Linked DNA regions of Homo sapiens: regions 1 and 2 are each linked to region 3. The links are chromatin loops, found by intact Hi-C in ENCODE. Cell type or tissue: IMR-90. All regions are shown on one strand. Links, peaks and the distances in the headings refer to the core of each region. The heading gives the core; the rest is flanking DNA.

Region 1 (12,003 bases), core at 5,702-8,201, 1.4 Mb after region 3:
TGTTTCTTCATTGAACTTTACAACAAAAAATTGAGGGCAGAAAGTAATATAAAAATAAACATATTGTGGTATCATAATTGCCCTTTTAAAAATATTTATGTGATGTATCTAATCTTCTTTCTTTCTTAATGAAATTGCTATCTTTTTTCCCTAAACTCTCTTTGAAACATGGTGCTGTTTATACATTCACTTATTTTATTCTGATAGGAATAATGTGGTCATTCTTCTTATACTGTCACATGTAATAAAAAGCACAAACTGTTTTATATCCTAGAATACATTATATTAAATTTATATTTATTAATTTTTCACCATGAACTCTTTTACGATTTTTAAACTACTCTAAAAGTTTAATGTTAAACTAGTTTGAAAATTAACTCTTTTATCGATAAGCCCACTTGCATAAAGCAGTAAGAAGCAACTGTAATGTTTATTCTCACTGGTTCTACATTTGGTGAACATGTAGCAATAAAACTTCTCAGAAGGAAAGAAGAAAAAATATAAAGTATCATTCCCAATATAGTTGTGTATGTATGAAAGCACTCCTAAAGTTTTTGTAAATACTACTAGCACTTTCCATACCTCAAGAGAAGTTGAGGTCCTCAGTGGTTGGCAGAACGCTTACAAAGCAAGTAAAGATCATGGGCCTCAGCACATTCTAGCCACAAATTAGATACAAATGCTCACTGTATTTTTACTAAAAGCCACAGCTTGGCTCAATTACAAAATTCCTCCCTTCAGATGAGGAGAGTTGAATCACATACTGGAAATTGTGATAGCAAAGCTCAGGGATGTTCCAAAGTGTATATGTGGTTGACCACTTAGAAGTTTCCCAAGTTTAAATCAAAAGACTTCCAACATATAAATACCCAGCCCTTCCTTCACCTTCCCCCGTAAACTAACTGCAAAATCATTTCTGCAATGTAAATGAGTCTCAGTGATGACGCTGTATTAACAAATTGAATTAATCTTAGTGAACAAAGAAAGATTCTATATGGTACAGAAAAGGTCTAGATAAAACTTAGAGCTCATAATTGTCATTTAAATAATTTGTTCCATTCAAGTTCAGAGTAAAGGGAGAGATATAGATGTTTGGAAAGAAGTGCATCCTTTAAAGAATATGTTTCACAAACATAAAAATTATTAAATATGTCTGATATATGCTATATCCATGAAATAATAAAACGTTTCTTCTTTACTTTTGGCTTGTTAGAGTAGAGAAAGCAAAAATACTATAGCAAATATGTCATATCCAACTGCAAACATTACTACCACCACCAACTCTACTAACAGCAGATATTTAATTAGGGTTAACTAGGTGTCAAAGGTTGTTATAAATATACATGCGAACTGACTTACTCTTAATAACAAGCCTATGAGATACGTACTATTTTTAGCTGTATTTTACAGAGGAAGACACAAAACTACTATAACTATAGCCACTAATATTACTAGTGTCGCTATTAATACTACTAAAACTGCTCCTATTACTATTAAAATGGCTAATATAACTTCTATTGTTACTGCCACTACTGATACTACTATTGAACTCCTACTATTACCAAATCTAATTTACTGAATGTTTTTTAAATGTCTAGCAATGTGCTAGCTACTTTACATACATTTTCTTATTCAATTTATGTAATTATATTTATAATTTCATAGCCCTAATAATGAAACTAGGACTATCTCCTTTTCACTTCTGAGTTCCAGAAGTAACACTACCCAAAGATTTACTATTAATATTCCCATTTTAGAAATAAGGACCTTGAGATTTTACATTAAGCTACTTGTGGAAGGCTCCATAGGTAATATATAGCCCTAGTTTCACCAAGTCAAGCTGTTTCCAAGGTAGTGCTTAATAGATCAGATAACTGGATTTAGTGTTTGGTAAGTAGATGTGGTGCTTCTTCATATATGATATGTTGTTATTTTACTTATTTTTTTGCTATTTAAATTTTCAAGCATAAGTAGAAAGAATAGTACTATCACCATCTATAAACCAGCCAACTAGATTAACAATTGTAAACTTTTTGCCATATTTGCCTTATCTAATTGTCTAGCTAACTAGCTCTATATTTACTTCTCTCTGTCCACTATCTCTGTCTTTCTGTCTAGGACTGAACACTTGAAAAATAAATTCCGGATATTATGATATCAATACTACTCAACTCATCAACTCATCAGCAATTTCTAAAGACATTAGCTTGAATCTCAAAAAATTGAGGTCATTTTCTTACATAATCACAAAACCATTTTCCTTTTCTTCTTTTTTTTTTTTTTTTTTTTTTTTTTTAAATTTTGAGACAAAGTCTCACTCTTTCACCCAGGCTGGAGTGCAGTGGCACAGTCTGGGCTCACTGCAACCTCCACCTCCTGGGTTCAAATGATTCTCATGCCTCAGCCTCTCGAGTAGCTGGGATTACAGGTGTGCACCACCACCCTAGGCCAATTTTTGTATGCAAAACCATTTTCACACATAACATAATTAACAGTAATTCTCTAATGTTATCTAGTTTTTGTTAGGGTTATTTTAAGAAATGCATCAATATTAAGATTGAGTCAAAAACATAAATAAAATGACAAAACAACTTATTAAAGTGAAGTGATGTCATTGGACATACAAAAAAATAAATAAGGCAAGTTGTCCAGGATAATTTCTAAGATTACTAAGATAATTACTAAGAGTGTGTTTGCATATAAATTAAGAGTAGACGTGTTGAAAATCTCTAAATTTGGCTATTTTTGTATGTAATAAACAACGAGAATGACAGCTGAAGAGTCCAATTTTGATCAGCTGGCCATTTTAAATGAAAACTCAAAAGACCATTTTCTTTGAGGTTTCTCCTAAGCATTTTGAATGATGGACAAAAACATCAATGCCTTTGATTTGGAACCTATGTTTTAGAGTTGAAATACAACTCATATATCATTTAATTTATATGGTTTTCAAGTTGGTTCCCCTTAGCTTTAGAGTTCTAAAAATCTTCTTGGACCACTTTGTAGAAAAAAGTGATCAGAATGGACATTTTATATATTATATTATATATATATGCTTAATTCCATTCACCTGGCATTCTTATATATATATATGCTTAATTCCATTCACCTGGCATTCTTATCAACAAATGCTTAGTAAGGACTATGAGAAGTTAGGCTAGAGAGTGACATCAGCTAACATGGTCTATACATGGGAAGTGTGATGATCTTAAAAGAAGCTAGCCCAACTGAAAACACACCCAGGAACATAGATACCTTCCTTCGTTTAACACTGGTAAATAGCAAATAAAATATAGCAGTTAGGTATCAGTAAAGGTTTATTAAGGTAGTAAAAAGGGGATCAGAAAAGTTATATATTCATACAGAATGAAGTATGATAGAATTATCTAATTAACTCTTTTCCAACTAACTACTGATAAGAAAAATAGAGCAATTTGACATTGGCCGAATGCTTTTGTATGTTTTGTGTGTCACAAGACTGTGCCAGGAGCCTGTATACTTTTTATGTATTTCTCCCTCTTTTCCACTGCTCATCAAAATTTAAGAGTCTTAAATTCAAGAAGCACATAAAACCCATCCTCTACTACTTAAACTATTTTGGATATGCATTTTGAAAAATCTAGTTTCTTTTTATTCGTGTCCCCAATACTCTCAGATGCTCAAAACAATATAACATCTCTTTGTTTCCAATACATCATGCTTAAAACCTTGCAGTGGCTAGTCCCAGTATTGCTAAGTCTCTTTTTTAATATCTTTCTTGAGGACGTTTCTCAAGCTTGGTTCTATCGATAATTTGGGCCAGATAATACTAGGTTTTTGGAATCTGTCTTGTGCATTATAGGATATTTAATAGCTAAATAGATGCAATACACACACACACACACACACACACACACACACACACACACACACACCCTCTCAACACCTCTACAGTTGTGATAACCAAAAATGTCTCCACATGGGACCAAAGTTACAATACTTCAGGGCTTCCACGATCTCCCTGTGGCTGCCTGGTATCCTGCTCTAATTTTTTTCGGCTCGAATCTGATTCTTACCAAGGATTATTGCCCAACCGTCCTCGTTTTCTCCCACATAATTCTGGATAATCTTAACCTTCTTGTTCAACAGTGAATAGAGGCCGGGTGCGGTGGCTCATGCCTGTAACCCCAGTGCTTTGGGAGGCCGAGGCGGGTGGATCACCTGAGGTCAGGAGTTCGAGACCAGCCTGGCCAAGATGGTGAAACCCCATCTCTACTAAAAATACAAAAAAATGGTCAGGTGTGGTGGCAGGCACCTGCAATCCCAGCTACTTGGGAGGCTGAGGCCAGAGAATTACTTGAACCTGGGAGAGGTTGCAGTGAGCCGAGATTGCGTCATTGCACTCCAGCCTGGGCAACAAGAGCTAACCTACGTCTCAAAAAAAAAAAAAAAAAAAAAAAAAAGAAAGAAAAGAAAAGAAGAAAACCCACAAAAACAGCAACAACAACCAAAATAGTGAATAGAGACAATGAAATATTGAACAATGAGATCACATGGACACAGGAAGGGGAATATCACACTCTGGGGACTGTTGTGGGGTGGGGGGAGGGGGGGTAGGGATAGCATCGGGAGATATACCTAATGCTAGATGACGAGTTAGTGGGTGCAGCGCACCAGCATGGCACATGTATACATATGTGACCTGCACAATGTGCACATGTACCCTAAAACTTAAAGTATATAAAAAAAGAAACCTTTCTTTCTAGTTATAAGCATTCTACATAAAATGTAAATAAAAATAAAAGATTAAATTGTAAAAAAACAAAAAAAAAAACAAATTGACTTCTGTTTTATCATTTTTCCTCTCCTTTTTCTTGTCTTGCAGAAACAAAATTTCTGTACAAGATCACAGCATGATCTAGTTTTAAATACATATTTGTAAAATCTAAAGACCTTTTTTGATATGTTTAATAAAATTTTTCTTTAAAAAAGGAAAATAACGTTTGGGTGAGAAATCTGTCTTCTTCTCTCTTGAATGGTATTGCTTATGCACTCAGAAAAAATGCACACCCACATACCTGCAAACACACACCTAGCATACCTGTCTACAGGGGATCATTAGGAATTGCCAGGAACTTCATAGTTAGACCACTTGAAACTGTGTAGACATGACTTACAGTGTATTGCAAAGGTGGCCAACAGTGTAGGGAGAATGAAGTAATTTGGGCAATCTGAGTGAGCATACAAGGTTCATTAAACCAGATTAGAGAATAAAATGTGAATTGAACAGTATTGCCTTGTAGAGCATCAAATACTTATGGGAGAATTATTTAAATAGACACAGACATGAACATTAACCAAAAGATGAATCAAAGTGGTGGAGATTACAGGGTTGGCAGTCAGGCCACCTGGTATCAAATCTTCTGTTAGCCTCTAGCGACTTGTATGATTACATGGGACCAGTTACTCAACTTTTCTAATACTCACTTTCCTCACTTTGAAAACTGAGAAAATCACAATAATATGCACTCCACAGAGGATTTCTGTGAAGATCAACTGAGAAATATGTGAAAAACATTTAACCCAATTCTGTCTAAACAGTAAGCCCACAATAAATGTTGGCTATTATTACCTCTTCACTGCCTTCAGCAATGAAATACCCAGATTTTTTTTTTTTTTTGGTCTCAGTCTAAGTATCCAGCACAGCAAGCAGTGCAAGTATTAAATTGTGAAAAATGAGATCTGTGGCTCAAAAAAAAAAAAAAAAAAAAAAAGAAAGAAAGAAAAACTAGCTAGCAAAAGCTTCTGGAATTTCCAATGGGGGATGATTGCTCTCTTATAAAAAGTATTAATAACCACTTATATACTTTATTCGTGTCCCCAATACTCTCAGATGCTGTGCCAAGTCTCTATATGCACTCTTTCATGAAGTAACTAGTTTTTCAAACCCAGTGAAGTAACCTGAATGAAGTAAGTGAATGATTAATCACGTTTTACAGAGGGAAATTCTGAGGCTTAGAGAATTTTAATCCCTGGATCAGAGTCACCACATAAGAGGTGAGAAAATGAAGCCTAAAGCCCAGGTTGGTTTGTGACACAATCTCTGAACAATTCAAGTGATATTTATGAATTCATATAAGACAGGCAATAATGTCCCACAGTATTACAAATTTAACATGTATTTGTAATAAGAGTAATACATATGTGTGTGTGTGTGTGTGTGTGTGTGTGTGTGTGTGTGTGTGTGTGTATATATATATATATATATGAAATAGTGACAATCTCCAAAACTGGAAATTTTAAGGAACTCATGTAATTAACTAACTTAATGGCTCTAAGCAGGGAATGTTGTTAAACAGTTGAAAGAAAATGACCCAAAGTGAATGTCAAAAATTGAGGGCTACTGAAAAATTCTACAGGTTAGGTGCCACCTTGAAAGAGGAATAAAATGAGATATTTAAAATTCATATTTTTGATAGATTGTCTTAAGTCTTTTCTGGAACAAGAAAAGTTATACATTAAATGAATAAATAAAATGGCTCTGCCTTTTGTATTTACTCCAAGGCATTAAGTAGCTATTGAATTAGAAAGCCAAAACAGGAGCCACTTTATAATTGGACTTGAAACATTTATGATCATTTGCCATATAACATCAACAAAATAAAAGAATGGCAGATAAACTGCTTTAATATCTTATTGTATCAAAGCCTCAGATTTATTAAATTTCTGCTTCGAGCTTGTATTTTTAACATCCCCCATGCATGAGTTCAAGTTCCAGTGGAACATCTGACAATTATTACATATTAATATAATACTCAGGAAATTTTTAGATGTTTAACTCCTTAGTGTTTTTCTATAATCAGTACTAGGTGTGCAATTACTGCCTTAAAATTGAAAGTTACATTAAAAAATAAATTAATCCCAAAGTTTTACATAAAGTAGGATTACTAAATACAAAGACAGTGTTATTTTTGCTTTTTTGGTGTTCCCATTAAACTCTTAAAAGAAATATACATCTTTAAAAATGTACAGTTACATTTTTCCTAATAATTACATAACTTTAATTAGAAAAAATATAAAGAAGACATTTAAAAATCACCTATAATCTCACAATTTATTCATAAGTAGGAGCAAATGCATTTGTTTAATTTCATGAAGGAAAAGAAGTCCCAAATTACACCGGGCTGTGAAATTTGAATCCTTATACAAGGTTGCCCCTTAGTGGTTAAAATCAAGAATAGCAAGCTAAAATCAGTGCATACTTAATTATTGAATTCAATTTATTATTGAAACTAAATTGGAAAATAAAAACTTAGGTTCTTGAAATAAAAAGTTTAAAATTTGATTTCCCTATTCCTTTTTATTATTAGTCAGAACTTCCTGTATTAGTTTTTAGCAATGAAAATTGTTAGAACATGTTAATTATGTTGGTTTTGTTAACTGTAATAGCTACCAAAAAACATTTACATCTGAATCTTAAACTCTTGGGGTATCATTGGTTTATTTTGGGCTGGTGTCCATGTCTATTTCAGTGTTTTATTTAACCTAGTGCCTACAACTGTGTCTGCTTATGGCATGTGCTTAGTACATATTCTTAATGAACAAATGCTATTCAATTGTTGAAATATTGGGAGAACTACATAAAATACCAAATCATTATTTAAGAGACATATATATATTCACTAAGATTTTCATAGGAGGAGCCACTAATTCTGAGAATGATCTATTAACAATCCTAGAAGCAATTAATAGCTGTTAGGACTATCTTCCAAAAGGTGGATCAAATATTTATAGCGTTTTTACTTAAATTTTGCATGGCATATTGACCAGTGAAGTTTAACTTTGTAGTTTGCCTTAAAAGAGAAGGAAGGTGCCAGGGATAGCTTCATTAGTCTTGTGTTGGTTTGAAAGATAGAATTCAGTTTAATTATTTATTTTAAAATGATTCTTATCCAGGCTTTTTAAAAATCGAGATAATTGAATGCATCTGTCCATCTATGACATGCTAAACATGTGCATTTGATATTCTGATTCAATTAAGATGCTTATCTAGTCAGTTGAGTAGGTTTGCTCCCACTGTCAGATCATTATTTGATGGAATGAACTGAAACCTGAGGTGGTGAGCCTGCGGTCAGGACTCTGCTCTGGATTAGCTGGAGGGGTAACTATGTGAATCTCTGCAGCTATCATCTGAAAAGGGAGAGTGTGCACTAAGTGGCCACAAGGTCTTTTACATTTTTATGGTCTAATTTATTATTTGTTTCCTAATTAGTATTCCAGTTATTTCTTTGTTTTCCTGTTTTTTTTTTTAAAGGGGACTGGGATCTATTTTTCTTTCTCTTTAAATTCCTTTTTTTTTCCATTTTCTTTTTGCAGTCATTATTTACATGTACCAGCACAATGTAATTAGTATTTTAAAGAATATAAATAAGCTCTAAATATGAAGTTTCAGTTTAGGGCAATTTTTGTCTGCAAATTTATTTACATAGACTTCATTGCAGCTATTAGTTACTACTTTATAAACTATGGTTGTGGAACTTCTAGACTTTACTTTTGAAATTATTCAATTTATAACACCAAAGATAATTCTTTCAAATTCAGAAGCCTACTTTTTGAGAAAGTAAGATCCCTGTTTAGCTTACTTTTTTCCTTTAAAATGAATAAAACCCAAGTTGTATTTACTTTTCTTGCAAAATAAAATACACTTTAAATAAAGTATTGGAGATTTTGGTGCCAATTTGACTAATTTTGGGCATGTGCAAAATAGTTTCAGATCTATAAGGAAAATATATTACATGGTATATAATGTCAAAATACAAAATTTACAGTTCTCTGCCAATTCTCAATTGTTATTCTTTAAAGTATAATTTTGGTTCAGAAACTGAAAGAGTATTGGTATGTTTACTAGAGGTGTACAGTTGTAGCTAGATCAGTTAAATTACAACTCTTCTAAAGCTAAAAACATAGCTGGACAATATGAAAGCATAATATAATAATGTGTACATATCAATCTTCAGATTTTATGGGACTTAAACAATCCTAAATGTCCTACTGAGTTCATTTGTGCTTCTTTTTTATATTAATAACTGACTTCTAAAATAAAAGTTTTCCTAATTATGCCTATGTTCTAAATATGTCCTTAGTCTTACAAATGTTTGCTTTTCTAAAGAAGAGGCTGATAGGGCCAGTGATTAATTTACTTTTTAAATACACTGTAACCTAGACAGCCTACCAAGACACCAACAATGTTCTTACACAAGTTGTTTTGCCTGCATTACTTCTCAGTCTTTTCCCTCTATTTTATTTCTTTCTACACCTTGACTCTCTATATCACTATGTTTAACTATAGGACTTGTAGAATGTAACACCTTTCAATTCTTAAAATATAGCCATTTAACCCTCTTCAAATCACATAAACTAATTCTCCAAATTCTCCAACATATATAATTTTGTCTCTTTCTTACTCTTAAAGCATAACATAAATGCTTTAAGATCATCATTATAACAAAGATTAAGTTCTATGCTCTTCATTTAAAGTAAAAAGGAAGGCACTAGAACCAAGGGCACATATATACTGATGTAATACACATCAATTGTATTAAAATTAAGGGGGAAATCATACCTAAAGCCCAATTAATATTAATTGATTAATATTTATACCAAAATCCTCAGGGCTAGCCATTTTAGAAAGATTTAGCAGTACAACAGTTAATATAAGGAGAACCACAGAAAGCTTTTTTGCCTGCTTTTTGGTCTCATGAAAAACAAAGATGATATAAAATGTGATTATAGTAATAGAACTTTCAATGCAGACACATAGGAATCACTGGGGTGTTAATAAGATGAAACTTAAAACACATACCATAAAATTCCTCTGGTAGTGAATATTCTCTTTGTTAAAATCGATCACATAGCCATTGAAGGACCAAACAAATGTGAGATCCAAGGCAGGATCAAAGGACGCAGCACACTGCATGGTGGCGTTTTCTCCAACTGTGATATCGGCATTAATTGGGGCCAATATAATTCGCGTAGGATCTATATATTTTTAAATGTAAAGCACAATTCAAGAAGATATAAGACACAATATTATCTGGTATATTAAAATAATAACCAATATATTTTTATTTGTGCAAAATAATAAGATGTTTTCACTTCCAAATTCCAAGAACAATATCATCAAGCAAGAAACTTGCCTGAAATTCTTTTGAAAAAGAAACTTACAAATACATTGACTGTTTAGATGCTTAGTGCTGAATCATGTTTTTTAATACATTAGAAATTAAGCACCCTCAAACATTAACTTACCTGTGATAACAAGGGTTCCAGTGCTATTAGCTTTCCCTCTGTTATTTTCTGCAAAGCATGTATAGATACCTCCATCATTCCTTGTAATGTTGTTGATTTCCAAGCTACCATCTTCCCAAATGAGTATTCTAGTGAAATAAAAATATATATAATTCACAAACCTGATTTAGTAAAATACATTATTATGTCTTAGATTACAAACACTAATATTTTTCAATTATTACATTCTATATAAATCATGCGACCACAGACATTTTTGTAAGATGACAAATTCTAGCCTTTAGTTATAATATTTTTTCTCATCATTGACATTTTGTTTTGGAAATCCACTTTCATCTTTTTCTTGAACTATTGCCGTAGTCTTCTAACTGACCTTCCACTATGGGACAGGCTGAAATCAGTCATAGGCCTGAAAGAAATGAGCCCCGGTCTCCCAGAAATGTAACCTCAGGACTTCAATTCAGACTAGGAGGTGAGGACAGATTGCCATTTCCATGGCTACAGAGAAATATAAATGTATTTTATTTTTAGAAACTTTAAAAAATATTTTAAAACCTCCTTAGTAACAACTTCTGGAACAAATTAATATTTAGGAAATTCTTCTTTGAACAGAAACTAAGTCTTTCATACTACACATATTTCCCTACCTGTCAGCCTCTTCCTCAGGGGATGGACACTAAAAACTCACTAAGTTTTATTGTATAGAAACTCACACTTAGATTAAATATTGAATTGCCTGTCATTGGATTTTTTACTTTCTTTAAATAGATAATTTTCAAAACTAAATTATCTTTGAAAGTTTGCACAAAACATGCAAACGTATATCCATTTTAAGGGCAAAGTCTGATAAAAGAAGCAAAACTATCTACCTTACTGATAAAAATCTTCATATAAGAAAATAACAAAATTTCCGCTAACATTATAGTCCAGGATTTCCTTTCCTTTCTTGAACAATCCAGTCCTGACTTGAAGCTCATTTCAGAGTACTTTTTGTTGTTGAAGGAGAAATGAAGTATCAAAATAATATAATGATAAAAGTAATTATTTAAGATCATGGAAGCTCTGAGAATATGCCACTCTCCAACTCTGAGGAGTGTAATTTATTCTCTGTCCCAGACGCCGTACTCAGAAATCCATCACTGTGTTTATTCAAAGCCACACATTCCACAGGCTGTTCTTAGCCAATGACTGACCATGGGAGGAATTTTAAACCAGGCCTGCTCCTGGAAGACAGCAAACTCCTCTGATATGCATTTTTGAATGGAAGACTTTCCAGTGGCATGACCATACTCTTAGAAGTGCAGTGCAGTCCAAGTCATTTCAACACAATCTTTTTTCCTTCCTTCCCTCTGTCCTTCATCTGGGATCAGACCTGTATCTCAGTAAAATACTTTTCCAAGCCTCCACCAGCTTCCTCTCTATTTTCCCTCCCATGCATTGCCATTAATTAATTTCTTACATAGCTAATCTTCCTGGCTTCAGCTTCTTGGAGGACACATATTAACACAGTACCAATATTAATGGGTCACACTTTTTCTCACTACCCTCTAGTATAAATCCTCAGCCAAGTTCCCACATCCCTTTCATTTAATTATTTTTCAAGAAGCACAACAAAAATTATAATGAAGTAGCAGTGGAAAAAACAATGATGATTCTTTCTTAAATCATGCTAATATTTTTAGCTTACTTATGTTAGTTTTCAATTGATCTTTTACC
Region 2 (12,003 bases), core at 5,739-8,238, 1.0 Mb before region 3:
TCTGAACCACCACTAATATGGTTTGGCTGTGTCCCCACCCAAATCTCATCTTGAATTGTAGTTCCCATAATCCCCATGTGTCATGAAAGGAACCTGTTGGGAGGTAATTGAATCATGAGTGAGGTTACACCCATGCTGCTGTACACATGATAGTGAGTGAGTCCTCATAAATCCAATGATTTTATAAGGGGCTTTTTCCCCTTTGCTTGGCACTTCTCCTTCCTGCCATCATGTGAAGAAGAATGTGTTTTATTCCCCTTGATTGTAAGTTTCTTGAGGCCTCCCCAGTCATGTGGTCAATTGAACCTCTTTCCTTTATAAATTAGCCAGTCTCAGGCAGTTCTTTATAGCAGCATGAGAATGGACTAAGACAGTAAATTGGTACTGAGTGGGGCACTGCTGTAAAGATACCCAAAACTGTGGGAGTGACTTTAGCACTGGGTAACAGGCAGAAGTTGGAACAGTTTGAAGGGCTCAGAAGAATATAGAAAGAAGTGGAAAAGTTTGGAACTTCCTAGAATCTTGTTGAATGCTTTGACCAAAATGCTGAAACTGATATGGACAGTGAAGTCCAGGCTGAGGTGGTCTCAGATGGAGATGATGAACTTGTTGGGAACTGGAATGAAGGTCACTCTTGCTATGTTTTAGCAAAGAGCCTGGTGGCATTTTGCCCCTGCCCTAGATATCTGTGGAGCTTTGAACTTGGAAGAGATGATTTAGGGTATCTGTCAGAAGGAATTTCTAAGCAGTAAAGTTTTTAAGATGTGATGTGGGTGCTGTTAAAAGAATTCAGTTACATGTATTTGCAAAGATATGCTTTGGAATTGAAACTTAAGTTTAAAAAGGAAGCAGAGCATAAAAGTTTGGAAAATTTGCAGGCTGAAAATGTGATAGAAAAGAAAAACCCGTTTTCTGAGGAGAAATTAAAACCTGCTGTAGAAATTTGCCTAAGTAACAAGGAATCAAATATTAATTGCCAAGACAATGGGGAAAATGTCTCCAGGGCATGTCAGAGGTCTCCATGGCAGCCCCTCCCATCACAAGCCCAGAGGCCTAGGAGGAAAAAATGGTTTCATTAGCTGGGAGCAGGGCCTTGCTGCTTTGTGTAGTCTTGGGACTTGGTGCCCTGCTTCCCAGCCATAGCTAAAAGGGGTCAACATACAGCTCAGGCCATGTCTTCAGAGGGTGCAAGCCCAAAGCCTTGGCAGCTTTCATGTGGTGTTGAGCCTGGGGGTACATAGAAGTCAAGAATTAAGGTTTGGGAACCTCAGCCTAGATTTCAAAGGATGTATAGAAACTCCTGGATGTCCAGGTAGAAGTTTGTTGCAGGGGTGAAGCCCTCATGGAGAACATTTGCTAGGGAAGTGTGGAAAGAAAATGGGGAGTTGAAGCCCCCACATAGAGTCCCCAGTGGGGCACTGCCCAGTGGAGCTGTGAGAAGAGGGCCACCATCCTCTGGACCACAGAATGGTAAATCCACTGACAGCTTGCACTATGTACCTGGAAAAGCCACAGACACTCAATGCCAGCCCATGAAGGCAGCTTTGAGGGGGGTTATACCCTGCAAAGCCATGGGGGTGGAGCTGCTCAAGGCCTTGGCAACCTACCTCTTGCATCAGTATGATCTAGATGTGAGACACGGAATCAAAAGAGGTCATTTTGGAGCTTTAAGATTTACTGATTGCTCTGTTGGATTTCAGACTTGCATGAGTTCCTGTAGTCCCTTTGTTCTGGTCAATTTCTCCCATTTGGAACAGGTGTATTTATCCAGTGCCTGTACCCTTATTGTATCTAGGAAGTAACTAACTTGCTTTTGATTTTACAGGTTTATAGGCAGAAGGGACTTGCCTTGTCTCAGATTAGACTTTGGATTTGGACTTTTGGGTTAATGCTAGAATGAATTAAGATGTTGGAGGACTGTTGGGAAGGCATGATTGTTTTTTAAAATGTGAGGACATGAGGTTTGGGAGGGGCTGGGATGAAATGATATGGTTTGGCTGTGTCCCTACCCAAATCTCATCTTGAATTGTAGTTCCCATAATCTCCACATGTTGTGGGAGGGATCCAGTTGGAAGTAATTGAATCATTGGGGCAGTTACCTCCATCCTGCTATTCCTGTGATAGTGAGTGAGTTCTCACAAGACCTGAAGGTTTTATAAGGAATTTTTCCCTCTTTGCTTGGTACTTCTCCTTCCTGCCATCATGTGAAGAAGGGTGTGTTTGCTTTTCTTTCCACCATGATTGTAAGTTTACTGAGGCCTCCCCAGCTATGCAGAACTGTGAGTCAATTAAATGTCTTTCCTTTGTAAATTACCCAGTCTCAGGCAACTCTTTATAGCAGCATGAGAGTGGACTAGTACAGCCACTGAAATTCAGAAGTAGGTCTAAGATTTCCCACTGTTGAAAACATCACTGGCTAGGCACGGTGGCTCACACCTATAATCCCAACACTTTGGGAGGCCAAAGCAGGAGGCTCACATGAGTTCAGGGGTTCAGGACCAGCCTAGGCAACGTAGTGAGACCCCATCTCTACTAAAATTTTTTAAAATTATCAGAGCATGATGGAGTATGCCTGTAGTCTCACCTACTTGGGAGGCTGAGGCAGGAGGATTGCTTGAGCCTGGGAGTTTGAGGCTGTAGTGAGCCATGATTGTGCCACTGCACTCCAGCATAGAAGACAGATTGAGACCCTAACTATGAAAAAAAAAGAAAAGAAAGAAAACATAACTTGTTTATCCATTGCCTCATTTAAGAAACACTGTTTATATACGTACCCTATGAAGAGCTAGGGATACAATTCTAAGTACGTAACTTTTCAACCCTCATCATGCTTACATTCTAGTGTGGGAGCTAGGCATATGCAAAGTAAGTGAATTTGGTTGTGACAGTGCTATAATTCAAGTTGGTGCAGGGTACAATGGGACAAAGAGGAAGAATTAATCTGGTTCATTTAGACTTGGGCTGTGTAGTGGGAAAATATTTTATAAACCCTGCTCATATCTTCAACACATGAGTAGACAAAGCCAGCTTTAAAAATTAGAATTTTTTTTGTTTGAAAGGAAAGGAAATCCGAACTTGAAGAGGCTCTAATCAAAGGCTTTTCTTAGAGAAACCTTCTGGTTACAGCCACTCTGTGAGCTGGGGTAACATAGGCCTCCCCCTCACTGCAGAGATGCTGGATAAGATAGAGCAGCAGCAACCACAATATGCATAGCCAAGCTCAAAGTGCAGAGGGAAATGAACAGTCATTCTAATGTTGTATACTCAGAAAAATAGCAATAAATGTGGAATAAAGTTATTTTCATACAAAGACTGTGTTTCCTACTCATGGACCCTTGCTCAATGACCTACTCATGGACCCTTTACTGACCATTAAAATTTTTACATCAGTAGTAAAGGCATGGATCTCAGAATGTAAATGCAAAGATTTAGTTAACATTTGTGTAAATCTGAATAAGCCCTGACTGCAAAAACTAACAATAAAAATGTCCTTTTTTAAAAAATTAAAATGCTGACCTACAACGAGTTTGAAAGAGGTAGGAGGGTGATTTGTAATTAAAGCTTTCTGAAGATCTCATTTTCTTTGGGAATAAAGTAGAGAGATAAAATTCAGACTTTAGTTAAATAAGCATGTTTAAAATTATAAGGGTGACTATTGAAAGTTCTAACTTCTAAACAAGGATAGGAGAAAGAGAATATAAACAAAACTTCATCAAGGGAGGAGATATGGAGGAAAATAAAATAAGCAAAGAGAAAGCATGGTAAAAAATAGCACAAAATAGGCAGTAAAACTGAATCAAGATATATCAGTAATTTTGGTTTTGTTTTCGTTTTTCAAGTCCAGCTTATGTGCTTTAAAGAAATGCATATAAAACGTAGTGATTGAAAAAGTTAAAAATAAGGGGTTGAGGAAGAGATATTTTAGGTAAGTATGAACCTTGTAGAATTACTAAAATTTGCAAAATGTTCTTTAAGCCTAAAGCATTGGAAAAGGTAAAGACAGTTATTACAAACAACTATTACTGAAAAAGTGTCCTGATCCAGACCCCAAGAGAGGGTTCTTGGACCTTGCCCAAGAAACAATTTGGGGTGAGTCCATAGAGTAAAGTGAAAACAAGTTTATTAGGAAAGTAAAGGAATAAAAAATGGCTACTCCATAGGCAGAGCAGCAGCATGGGCTGCTTGTGTAAGAATACTTTATTTTTTCATTATATGCTTAACAAAGGGTAGATTATTCATGAGTTTTCTAGGAAAGGGGTGCGCAATTCCTGGAACTGAGGGTTCCTCCCCTTTTTAGACCATGTAGGGTAACTTCCTGATGTTGCCATGGCATTTGTAAACTGTCATGTTGTTGATGGGAGTGTCTTTCAGTATGCTAATGCATTATAATTAGCATATAATGAGGAGTGAGGATGACCAGAGGTTACTTTCATTGCCCTCTTGGTTTTGGGGGGTTTTGGCCGGCTTCTTTACCACGACCTGTTTTATAAGCAAGATCTTTGTGACCTGTATCTTGTGCCAACTTCCTATCTCATCCTGTAATTAAGAATGCCTAGCCTCCTGGGAATGCAGCCCAATAGGTCTCAGTCTTATTTTACACAGCCCCTATTCAAGATGGAGTCACTCTGGTTCAAATGCCTCTGACACAACCAGAGAAAATATTTATCAGAAACTTAGGGCAATCCTGAACCCACGCACCCAAACTCATAGCTTCAAAATATAAAAAGTAAAAATGGACAGAACTACAAGAAAAAATGTGAAAATGTAATGGTGTCAGAAAATTTAATTTGGATATTAAAAACAAAACTTCCAAACAACTTGTAGGTTGGAGAAAGACTCAGTATATTTTGTAATTTTAAATAAAAGCAAAACACGATCACAGCTTGTAAGATCAATGTTAGCAACAAAAGGAAGCAAAAAGAAGACAAACTAAGGATAGGACCTGTTTGGGAAACCCTGGGACACATGAAGAGAATCATCTGGCCTGATATTCCTCCAGATGTTTTGAACTGAAAGACTTCTGAACTTTCTGAGCCTACAGGAATGGCCAGCCTCTCCCTAGTATGAACCAGTACACCCTGCATTCTGGAAGATGATGCAGAGGCCCCTCTTCCACAAAGTTTTAGGTACCTCTTTCTGGATCTGCCCTTCCCTCTCCTCCTGGGCACTAGGACACTGGACCTATAAGTAGGATTAAGTCACAGCATGACCCAGCTAGGGACTTACTGGGCTTTATAACAAAGGAAAAGAGATATTTCCCAAAGGAGCTGCAAGACCTAGCCAACATGTACTGGCAGAAGCTGGAGAAGTGGCATTTGAGGGGGCCTGCCCTGCTGAGAGTTATGGAGATAGTCAACAGAACACGTTATCTAAAGGGTCAAAATATGAGGGGAGTCAACAAGGGCATTACTCAGCGTCTACCAGTAGAAGACATCAAAAGAGGCCAAGCACAGTCATTCTTTGCCAAATTTTTGGACTTGAGGCAATTTTCAGACTCAACACCCATTGACTGAGGAGTGGCTTGGTCCCCAGGAGGAAAGACTGCCAAACCCCAGTGAATTTATATGCTAATAGTTTTCCCAATCCTTCCTCTGAAACATCTATGGACATTTACTCAGATATTGTGCACTAAGGAAATGGGAACGTCTATGCATTTCAGAGACCATTAGATACTGTGTCTGAGATAATACTTACATCTGGAGACATGAAATGTCATCATAACCATTAGGATGGGGTCCAGATAATAAATGGAATCCTGGCTATGTTCTGATTTATATGGGGTTCGCTAGGTCCATAGATCCATAGGTCCACCTGGTGATCATTCCTCTAATCTGAAGGTACAACTGGGATTGAAACACATGGCAGTTGGTACAATTTCACATTGGGTCCTTGGCCTGTGGGGTGAGATTTGTCATAGTAGGGAAGATGGAGGTCTCCAAATCTCACACCCAGTCTGGAAGTCTTATCACATTGTGGAGGTAGTGATATTGAGGGAGGATGGCAGAGATTAGTGCCCTTAAGGATCTAATGAATCCAGGTTCCGGGGATAGTGTTTCCCATCTTATTTCCATTTAATTCACCAGTTTGTATGCTGAAGAAACTGGATGAATCCTAGAAGATGACTATAGCCTACCACAAACTCAACCAAATAGTAATTGTCAACACAGTCTTGGTGGCAGAAGTGGTATCTTTGCTATAACAGATTAATATGACCTCAGACACATGGTCTGCAGCCACTGATTTACCAAATTTGTTCTTTTCTATCCCCAAAAGGAAAGAAGATTAGAAATAGTTAATAATCACATGGATTGGACCCAAAAAGTTACATTTACAATTATGCTTCACCTCAAGACTGTATTAATTTTCTCATCTTCTGTGACAGTCATACTCCAAAGAAATATGGATCATGTGGTCATCTTTGATCATCACATTGATCCATTACATTGATGGTTATATGTAGACTGGATTAGATGAGCAAGAAGTGGATGATGGAGGTCTTGTTAAATAAAACATACCCACTGCAGAGGAGGGGAGATAAACCCCATAAAAATGTCAGAAACCTGACAGAAACCTATGAGTTTAGGGATTTTAGTGATCAGAGCTCTGCTGGGACATCCTGTCCTGATAAAAATCAAACCTTCGTATCTTACAGCTCTTACCATGAAAAAGAGAGCAAAATAGCTGGAAGACTTCTTCGGGTTCTGAGGCAACATATTCTACAACTAAAAACACTGCGTTGGCTCTTATACTGAATTATGGGACAGTGTGTGAGTTCTATGAATTGGGTCTAGAATGGGAAAGGGCTTATAGCTCATTCAGGTTGGGGTCCAGGCAGCCCTGCCACTTGGACCATGTGATCTGACAGGCCCTATGGTGCTGGAAGTATCAATGGTGAGAAAAATGTCATGTGGAATTTGTGACAAGACTTAGGCAAAGAATCACAATGCAAGCCCTGGAGGTTCTGAAAAAAGGCCATGCCATGTGCAAAGAATTATGTTTTTCAAAACAACACCTGGTGTAATATTCTGCTGAAAGCCATTTTATTTTACTACTTAAAATTAGTTCACACACCAATGTTTCATTTTAATATGAAAATCAGCATAAAATAAGGACATAAAAAAATCCCTGATAAGGGTACTAAAGCAGAAGTAACACAAATCATGCTCAAATGCTGGAGTTGGTGCCCCTTTGACATTATGAGTCACAGTCAGTAGAGGATGCTGTTGCCTTTTATAAAGCTTTTCCAAAGAGCTTTCAAGGACTGTGACCTCTAATAAGGGCAGGAAGGAAAAATGAAAGTGAGTAGCAGGGATGGTGACTTCCTGCTGAGCAAAATAGCAAGGACTGAAATAGCTCTCAGAAGGCAAGGGAGATTATAAGCAGATGGAGGCTTTGGTGTCAAAACTGCCCTGAGAGCAATCTCTAAGGTGATTTTAAAGACAAGGAAACTAGATAATTGAGGTGCTTTTACACTGCTATCTCCTCCAGCATGTAATATAGTCATCATAAAAGTAGACTATTGCTGGATTTTTTTTGTAGCCTAATCTTCATTAAACAAAATTGTCCTAACATAGGATTTTGATCAGGATAACTTTAGATTTACTTCATTGCTTTTTGATGTTTTGGCAAGGTCAGGTGTGTGTACTGAGGTTTGCAACATTTTTCCTATTGGCCCAGACTGTAGGTTTCTTTCATTTGTGCATAGAGATGTGTCTCAGAATATGTTCACAAATCATGATAGAAGTCATCAACACAGACATTTGAACAGGGCTGGGGGGCCTTTAAGAGGGCAGGAGTAGATAATATGAGCCAAGAATGAATACCAGTTCTACCCTTCTCTGCCTGAATTCAAACAAGTTGTTCCACTACTCTTATTTCTTTGTCAGTTTCTTGATTTCTTTGTTTGTAAATTATTCACAGCAGTGGTTTAGCCATCAGTATGTGTTAGCTATTATTCAGCAATTGTTTCCGTTGTCTCGTTGCACTTTCACAACAAGGTTAAGATGTGGGTGGATAAAGTATTTTTGTCATCACTTTAAAGAGGAAAAAGAGGATGTTAGGAGAGTTTGAATTGTATGCTGCATTCTTACACCTAACAAATAAGAGTGGGATTCCAATGCAGCTTTGTCAGAAGTCAAAAACCATGCTCTTTTTTTGGTAGATTGCACCAATGTTTCCGGTGTAATCGTTCACTGGCATGAAGATTACCTGTGCTTCCTGGTGAAAGGCACCTGCCAAGTCAGTGGGCATGCCCTCAGGCCTGGGGTTCTGCATTTCAAACCTGCTCTCAGGTGGCCAGCAGCTCAGCAGCATTTCCTGGGAGCTCATTAGAAATAAGAATCTTGGCCCCAGATCCACTGAATCAGAAGTTACATTTTAACAAGATCCCTAGAAGATTTATTTGTTTGTTAACTTAGAAAGCATTGATCTAGACCAAGAGGTAGGCAAATTTTGTGTAAATCACCAGATAGTAAATATTTTAAGCTTTGCAGTCTCTAGTGATTCTTTTGCATGTTAGTCTTAGAAGTGCAGGTTTGACTCATACTTTCCTCCTTCATGAGGGTAGAGTGGTTCTCTGATGAATTAAGGTCTCAATAGGGACATGTAGGTACTTCTTATCTTTGGACAGACCCATCAACTTTAGGTTCTAAATGCCTGCCTGATAACAATATATCTTCTAGTGGAAAAGCACCTAAGTCTGTGAGCACTGAAATTACAAGTGAGCAAAAGTCTTTGACTCCATGTAAGTCTTAACCACCATTTTTTGGTGATTCTTTGTAAACTCTTAAGTACAGCACAAATATACAGCACAAATATACTGAAACAAGAATCTTAATGTCAGTGTTGATAGGAACACTGTGGGGTTCTTGATGGAATGCAGATGGGCTGCATCACAAGGAACTCTGATTGAAAGTTCTAGAAAAGGCCCAGGAATCTTCCTTGTAAGCCTATCTCACAGGTGATTCTGAAGCAGGTGATCCAGGGATACCTTGGAAAACCCTAGCTCTAGCCACTGTACCTGAAACTAGATTTGGTACCTATGGTAGAAGATTATGAACGAATTCTCAAGAAGAAATGACAGTGAGATTTCAAATGATTTTTTTCTTTTAATTTTGGTGACTGAATCTGATGTCCCCAAGTTTACAAAATGGCTGGATATATCCACTAGAGGTCATGATTGAGTCTATATCAAGACCAGATTACTGTTAGGATTCTCACATATTTTGGTCTCAGAATCACTTTAAACTCTTAAAAATAATGAAGACCTCAAAGAGCTTTTGTTTAGGTAGGTTATATATTTTTATTTAGTTGAGAAATAAAAACTGAGAACCTCTAAAAATATGTATTAATTTATTTTCAAATACCTATAATACACCATTACATGTTTATATAAATAATATATTTTTATGAAAAATAAACATTTTCCAAAAACAAAAACATGATTATTGAGAAAAATGGCAAGTGTTTATGCTTTTGTAAATCTCTTTAATGTCTTGCTTAAGAGAAGACACCTGGATTGTTACATTACTTCACACATCTTGGAAAACTACACTGAAAACTCTGGGGCAGTGAGAGTGACAACTGCTATTACTGTCATAGTATTAGGAAAATAGTTTTGACCTCATAAAACCCCTCATGAGACTCATTTGAGGACCCCAAGATTCCTAAGACCATACTTTGAAAAACACTGCTTAGAATAAAGATAAAGCCAGCATTTCACAACCTGGGGAATAAAAGTCTAAATTTTTTATTCTGGCATTTCAGACCTTTCCAATCTGCCACCAACCATCTTTTCTAATGTTTATCTCCTATTTCTCTACTAGCTAAAATTTGTAGTTATACCAGTTGGTATTAATCTTCTCATTATTTTCCTATTTTTGGGTCTCTGCTCTTGTGTTTTTGTGTCTCTGCTCATTTTAGTTTTTCTCATTGAATCACTCTCTGTTAAATCTTCTGTATTAGCACTGTATCAAATATAAGATTTTTAATTACAAACTTTCAGTTTGAACTTTCTATGTTCAGAGTAAGCTACCTTTCCAGAAATATTTTTCTTACTTTTAGCCTACTGCCCTTGTATTAAATGACATCCTTAAATATTAATGTCTATGATGGTCATTTCAGTATGAATTCTGTTTCCCTTTGCTAAGTTGAAAGTTCTCTGAGGATGCCTTTCTATACCAATCACACTTTGCACAGGTTTTTTTTTTCTTTCTGAACATGTAGCTAGTACTATTTTAATGAATAAATGACAGAAACATTGATTTTTTTACATAAAGATGCTGCTACTGATGTATTTTAAATGAGATTTTCCAAAAGAATAGTCAAACCCTTTACATAATTTCATTAAAATGTCAGAATTTCAAAAATCAAAGAGAATGACTCTTAAGACATGAATGAGTTTATGATATTAATATAGAATCAAAGCTGATAATACATTATTTAAAGTGCTACTTAATTCTCAGGATCACCTTCATTGTATGGCAAATGGAGATGAGCTAAAAAGTGGAACTAAATTCAACTGTGATTTAGAAGAAATTTGGGAACTTTTTTGTAAGTCTTTTATATACAAATGGTAATTTTAGGTGAACATTTCATAACCTACAAAGTGTCATTTGGAAATAGGTTCATACAGACAAGCTGTATATTTCATAATGATTTTCTTTTTATTCAAACCATATAACTAACATAGCTTGTACCTAATTTTATGTTTATGTATTTTTCATGTTGATGTATATTTCTCCAAAAAGTCATACACAAAGTTTATCTGTTTTCTACCACCATTTATTAGGCTGTCCATCTGAAAAGTACCAGTTCTAAACAGATTTGAAACAGCAAAATATTCCCTTAGTATTTAACAGACAACAAGAATGAATTTCTCATTTTCCATAATGTTTTCATCCCTCCCTTGCTGTATCCAGTTTAAGATTTTCAATTGTAAACTTTCAAATTTGAATTTTCTGTGTTCAGAATATTTTTACTAAAACATTTGAATCACTTGAGTGCTTTTCCCATGGTTAAACTACAAGAAAAGAACAGGATTTATACCAAACCGTTCATTCGATCCAGCCAAACTTCCTAAAGAGGGTCCACATTGTAATTTTCTATTACAGTGAAGAAAACTTTGACATTCAACAGATCAGAATTTAAAACTCAGCTTCAAATCTTTGGTAAGTTAGTACAATCGGCCCTTCACATCCATGGATTCAACCAATGGCAGATCAAACACTTTTTTTTTTTTGAAATTGCATCTGTACTAAGCACGTAGAGACTTTTCTTATCATTATTACCTAAGCAATACAGTATAACAACTATTCACATAGCATTTACATTGTATTATACATTATAAGGAATCTAGAGGTGATTTTAAGTATATGGGAGAATACAAATACTACACCATTTTATGTCAAGGACTTGAGTATCTGTTGATTTTAGTATTCATCAGATGTCCTGGAATGAATCTCCCATGGATACTGAGGGATGACTGTATAAATTTTTAAGACTATGCTTCCTCATTAATTAATTATTATTTATTTATTTATTTTTGAGATGGAGTCTCACTCTGTCACCCAGGATGTAGTGCAGTGGCACGATCTCAGCTCACTGCAACCTCCGTCTCCCGGGTTCAAGCAATTCTTTCTGCCTCAGCCTCCAGAATAGCTGGGATTACAGGCGTGCGCCACCACGCCTGGCTAATTTTTGTATTTTTAGTAGAGACGGGGTTTCACCATGTTGGCCAGGCTGGTCTCGAACTCCTGATCTCAAGTGATCCACCTGCCTCAGTCTCCCTAAGTTCTCAGATTACAGGCATGAACCACCCCACCCAGCCCTATTATTATTATTATTTTGAGACAGGGTCTTGCTTTGTCACCCAGGTTGGAGTGCAGTGGCGCCATACAACTCACTGTAGCCTAGACCTCCTGGGCTCAAGTGATCCATCCACTTCAGTCTCCAGAAGTGCTGGGATTACAGGCATGAGCCACCGCTCCAGGCCTCCTCATTAAT
Region 3 (4,114 bases), core at 1-2,500:
GCTAAGATTGTGCCACTGCACTCCAGCCTGGGCAACAGAGTGAGACTCCATCTCAAAAAAAATAAAAATAAAAATAAAAAATAAAAAATAAAAAAAAGGAAGTATAATTGGTACAGATTGGGAAGAATTTGGCAATATTTATTAAAATTTTAAAAACACATATGCTTTGACCTGGCAATTCTACTTCTAGGTATACTTGTACACTTGCATAGCAAAGATTGAAAGGAACTTAAAATATCCATCAAAATAGCACAAATTAAATTGCTGAACCAATCAGTTACATTTATACAAAAGGAATATTTTGTATTCCTTTTGTAAATTGATCAATTATATTTATACAAAAGGAGTATTTTTGCAAACCATTTCAAAGAAAAGTAACCCCAGTAACAATATGAAAAGACTGCCAAGATATACTGCTAAGCAAAGAAAAGCACAGTAAAAAGACCAGGTATGAATATATATGCATATGTACAGACTACTCCTGGGAGTAACAAGAGAATGCAACAGCAATTGCCTCTGGGGAGAACTAGGTAGCTGGGCAGAGGATGAATATTTTACTGCATAATGTATATATACTATTATGTATTACAAAAGTATGTAACTGTTTTTAAAGTTCCTGAAAATCATTCAATAAGCATAACATGTGAAGTGATGATAAAAATGATGAATGTAAATTAATATACTAAAGGAGAATGTAAATAAAAATAAGGTTTTGTAATAAATGAGAAAAATAAACAATAAGAGTTCTAAAGAAATAGTATGTAGTTTAATACTGAAATATTAAAATTTACCGGTGTCCCACAAAAAATGTAACAATAACTACTATATTAAATACTACTATACTATACTTACTTGAGTCCTTTTAGGAATCAAATTTAACGTTTTCAACAATTTCCTGTAAGGGGGGGAAATACAGACGTAAAGATTTGTGTCTGTATAAACCAACCAATATAGAGAAATAATTAAATCTTCATTAATTGTATAAACAGAACTCTCAGGCCAAACTCGCTTCAAACACACTCTTGAAAATAGAAGATATCATTTTGGCCACCAGAGGCCACCCAAGTTTCATAAGAACAAAATTATAATAACAGAATTCTAGTCCTAGAAGTCTAGTCTAGAATTTTGCCAGTTGAGAGCTGGGCAGGTCATCTCTCTTATCCTTATCTCTGAGATTGTACTAGATGTTTAAGGTTGTTTTTAGCTGTTATTGTAAACAATGACTTCAAAATACCTCCATAGTTTAGTATGATGAAAATTACCATCTCCTATGGTAATTAGAAGACAGAATACACTAATATCACCTTATATTCAAATGGAAACTTGCAATTTTCTTTTTCTTTCTTTTCCTTAGACAAGGTCTCACTCTGTTGCCCAGGCGGGAATGCAGTGGGGCAAACACACCTCACTGTAGCCTTGACCTCCTGGGCTCAAGTGATCCTCCCGACTCAACCTCCCTAGTAGCTGGAACCACAGGCATACCACCACACCTGGCTAATTTTATTTTTTATCAAGTCATGGTCTTACTATGTTGCCCCCATGCTAGAACCTTGTAATTTTTAAAGGATTTAAAAATAGCTGATAAGTACAGCAAGCTTCCTGATTAGCGGCATATGTTGTTTATGATATTATCCAGGCTTAGGAAATTGACCAATCAGTTACATTTATACAAAGGTGTTCAGACTCCCAGTGAGTGATCATGTTACCTGCCACATCATCACTACATCTCCTCATATCAGTGCAGTTTCGATGGTACTCCAGAAAAGTTATCTAAGCCAACAAGATATTCAAACTGAAGAATCAACAGAACAATAGAAGGACCCTCTACATCACAATTAGGCAAAGAACAGAATTAGAACTCAGTGTGGAGAATACAAGCTTCATTCAGAAGTGCGCTAATAACTGGTTATGGATTATAAAAATCTCTTTCTCTTATGCCATATTCAATGAAGACGGTATGTTTAATATACCATCATGGGATATTTAATTCCAGAAAGAAAAGAAGCCTTTCTTAGAGCACTCCACTGGGCTATCCAACCACTGTTATGTTAACTTCAACTGAGGGCTGAGAGATTATGGAGGACTTGCACTCTAAGCAAAAGTGTCATGGAAATTGAGAAAACAAAGTCATAGGCAATATCCTTCTGTCAAACCATTAACACTCTGAATCCAAAGTCAAGATAATGGATCTGTTTTTTCATTTTAACCAAACTGGTTATAGTAGCAACTTAGGCTATAGTAACTCTGCATTCCAATCTAGTCAGTTTCCATTATTAAATACACTCAGGATAAATAGCTTCCCCTCCCCACCAAAACTCATTCCTTCGCTTTTTATATTCTTTCAACAACTATTGATAGCCAACTAGAGTTACTGAACAGCAAAGTCACATTGACCTCAAACTTCAGATGAACATAGGTCTTTGCACTGGCAATTCCCTGCACAGAATATTCTTCTCCAGATGTGGGGAAAAGAAAGAGAGATCGGACTGTTACTGTGTCTATGTAGAAAAGGAAGACATAAGAAACTCCATTTTGATCTGTACCATGGCTGGGCACGGTGGCTCACGCCTGTAATCCCAGCACTTTGGGAGGCCGAGGCGCGCGGATCACAAGGTCAGGAGATTGAGACCATCCTGGCTGACATGGTGAAACCCCGTCTCTACCAAAAATACAAAAAATTAGCCAGGTGTGGTGGCACGTGCCTGTAGTACCAGCTACTCAGGAGGCTGAGGCAAGAGAATCGCTTGAACCCGAGAGGCGAAGGTTGCAGCGAGCCAAGATTGCACCACTGCACTCCAGCCTGGGTGACAGAGCGAGACTCCATCTCAAAAACAAAAACAAACAAACAAAAAAAGATCTGTACCCTGAACAATTGTTTTGCCTTGAGATGCTGTTAATCTGTAACTTTAGCCCCAACCCTGTGCTCACAGAAACATGTGTTGTATGGTATCAAGGTTTAAGGGATCTAGGGCTGTGCAGGATGTGCCTTGTTAACAACATGTTTACAGGCAGTTTGCTTGGTAAAAGTCATCACCATTCTCCATTCTCGATTAACCAGGGGCACAATGCCCTGCGGAAAGCTGCAGGGACCTCTACCCAGGAAAGCCGGGTATTGTCCAAGGTTTCTCCCCAATGAGACAGCCTGAGATATGGCCTCGTGGGACGAGAAAGACCTGACCGTCCCCCAGCCCGACACCCATGAAGGGTCTGTGCTGAGGAGGATCAGTAAAAGAGGAAGGCCTCTTGCGGTTGAGGTAAGAGGAAGGCCTCTGCCTCCTGCATGCCCCTGGAAACGGAATGTCTCGGTATAAAACCCGATTGTACATTTGTTCTATTCTGAGATAGGAGAAAACCACCCTGTGGCTGGAGGCGAGATATGCTGGTGGCAATGCTGCTCTGTTATTCTTTACTACACTGAGATGCTTGGGTGGAGAGAAGCATAAATCTGGCCTATGTGCACATCCAGGCATAGTACCTTCCCTTGAACTTATTTGTGACACAGATTCCTTTGCTCACGTTTTCTTGCTGACCTTCTCCCCACTATCACCCTGTTCTCCTGCCGCATTCCCCTTGCTGAGACAGTGCAAATAGTAAACAATAAATACTGAGGGAACTCACAGACTGGTGCCGGTGCAGGTCCTCCATATGCTAAGTGTTGGTCTCCTGGGCCCACTGTTCTTTCTCTATACTTTGTCTCTGTGTCTTATTTCTTTTCTCAGTCTCTCGTCCCACCTGACGAGAAACACCCACAGGTGTGGAGGGGCAGGCCACCCTTCATCCAGGTATCTGTGGAATTAACTTTCCTGCCCTTCAATGTCACCTTCTTAATGTCACTTATAACAGATCCCCCAATCGTGCTATCTTTAATTAGCACTAATAATCTAAGATACCACATAATGTACTTTTAATACACATTAGTCCCTCACTAGTAATATTTCTACTAGTAGTATTTCTAGTAGTGAGGGTTTAATCTGTATTAAAAGTACACTATATAGTATCTTAGATTATTAATGCTAATAATAATAAAAAGCAGGAATGTCTATTTGTTCACTGATGAATATTAAGCTCCTAGAACAATTTGCACACTGTGCTCAGTATTCAGAGTGAATTAATA

Evidence for each region. Hi-C counts contacts between places; a loop is a spot of excess contacts. Peaks named below come from ENCODE experiments on the same cell type or tissue, not always from the same donor. Only the 100,000 strongest peaks of a DNase experiment are listed, where the experiment ranks them.
Region 1: it touches region 3 in a loop (21-fold over the local background); 4 of 110 quality-filtered maps call a loop at or near these places.
Region 2: a loop joins it to region 3, with 2.8 times the contacts of the local background. A loop is called at or near these places in 3 of 110 quality-filtered maps.

The regions. Positions count from the first base shown.
Region 1 is chr12:40,942,009-40,954,011 of GRCh38, reverse strand. It overlaps CNTN1 (contactin 1), which reads right to left. Exons shown (of 24, transcript NM_001843.4): 13 at 10,288-10,415; 14 at 9,842-10,017. Among named protein-coding and RNA genes, the nearest start is that of PDZRN4, 240 kb to the left of the region's middle. In IMR-90, for the core only: a CTCF peak has its summit at 7,198; no DNase peak of the experiment used is centred there.
Region 2 is chr12:43,334,319-43,346,321 of GRCh38, reverse strand. No RefSeq gene overlaps it. Among named protein-coding and RNA genes, the nearest start is that of LINC02461, 190 kb to the right of the region's middle. In IMR-90, for the core only: a CTCF peak has its summit at 7,206; a DNase peak (open chromatin) is centred at 7,291.
Region 3 is chr12:42,329,441-42,333,554 of GRCh38, reverse strand. All of the region lies in intron 1 of PPHLN1 (periphilin 1), which reads right to left. Among named protein-coding and RNA genes, the nearest start is that of PPHLN1, 5.3 kb to the right of the region's middle. In IMR-90, for the core only: a CTCF peak has its summit at 1,048 (motif pointing right); no DNase peak of the experiment used is centred there.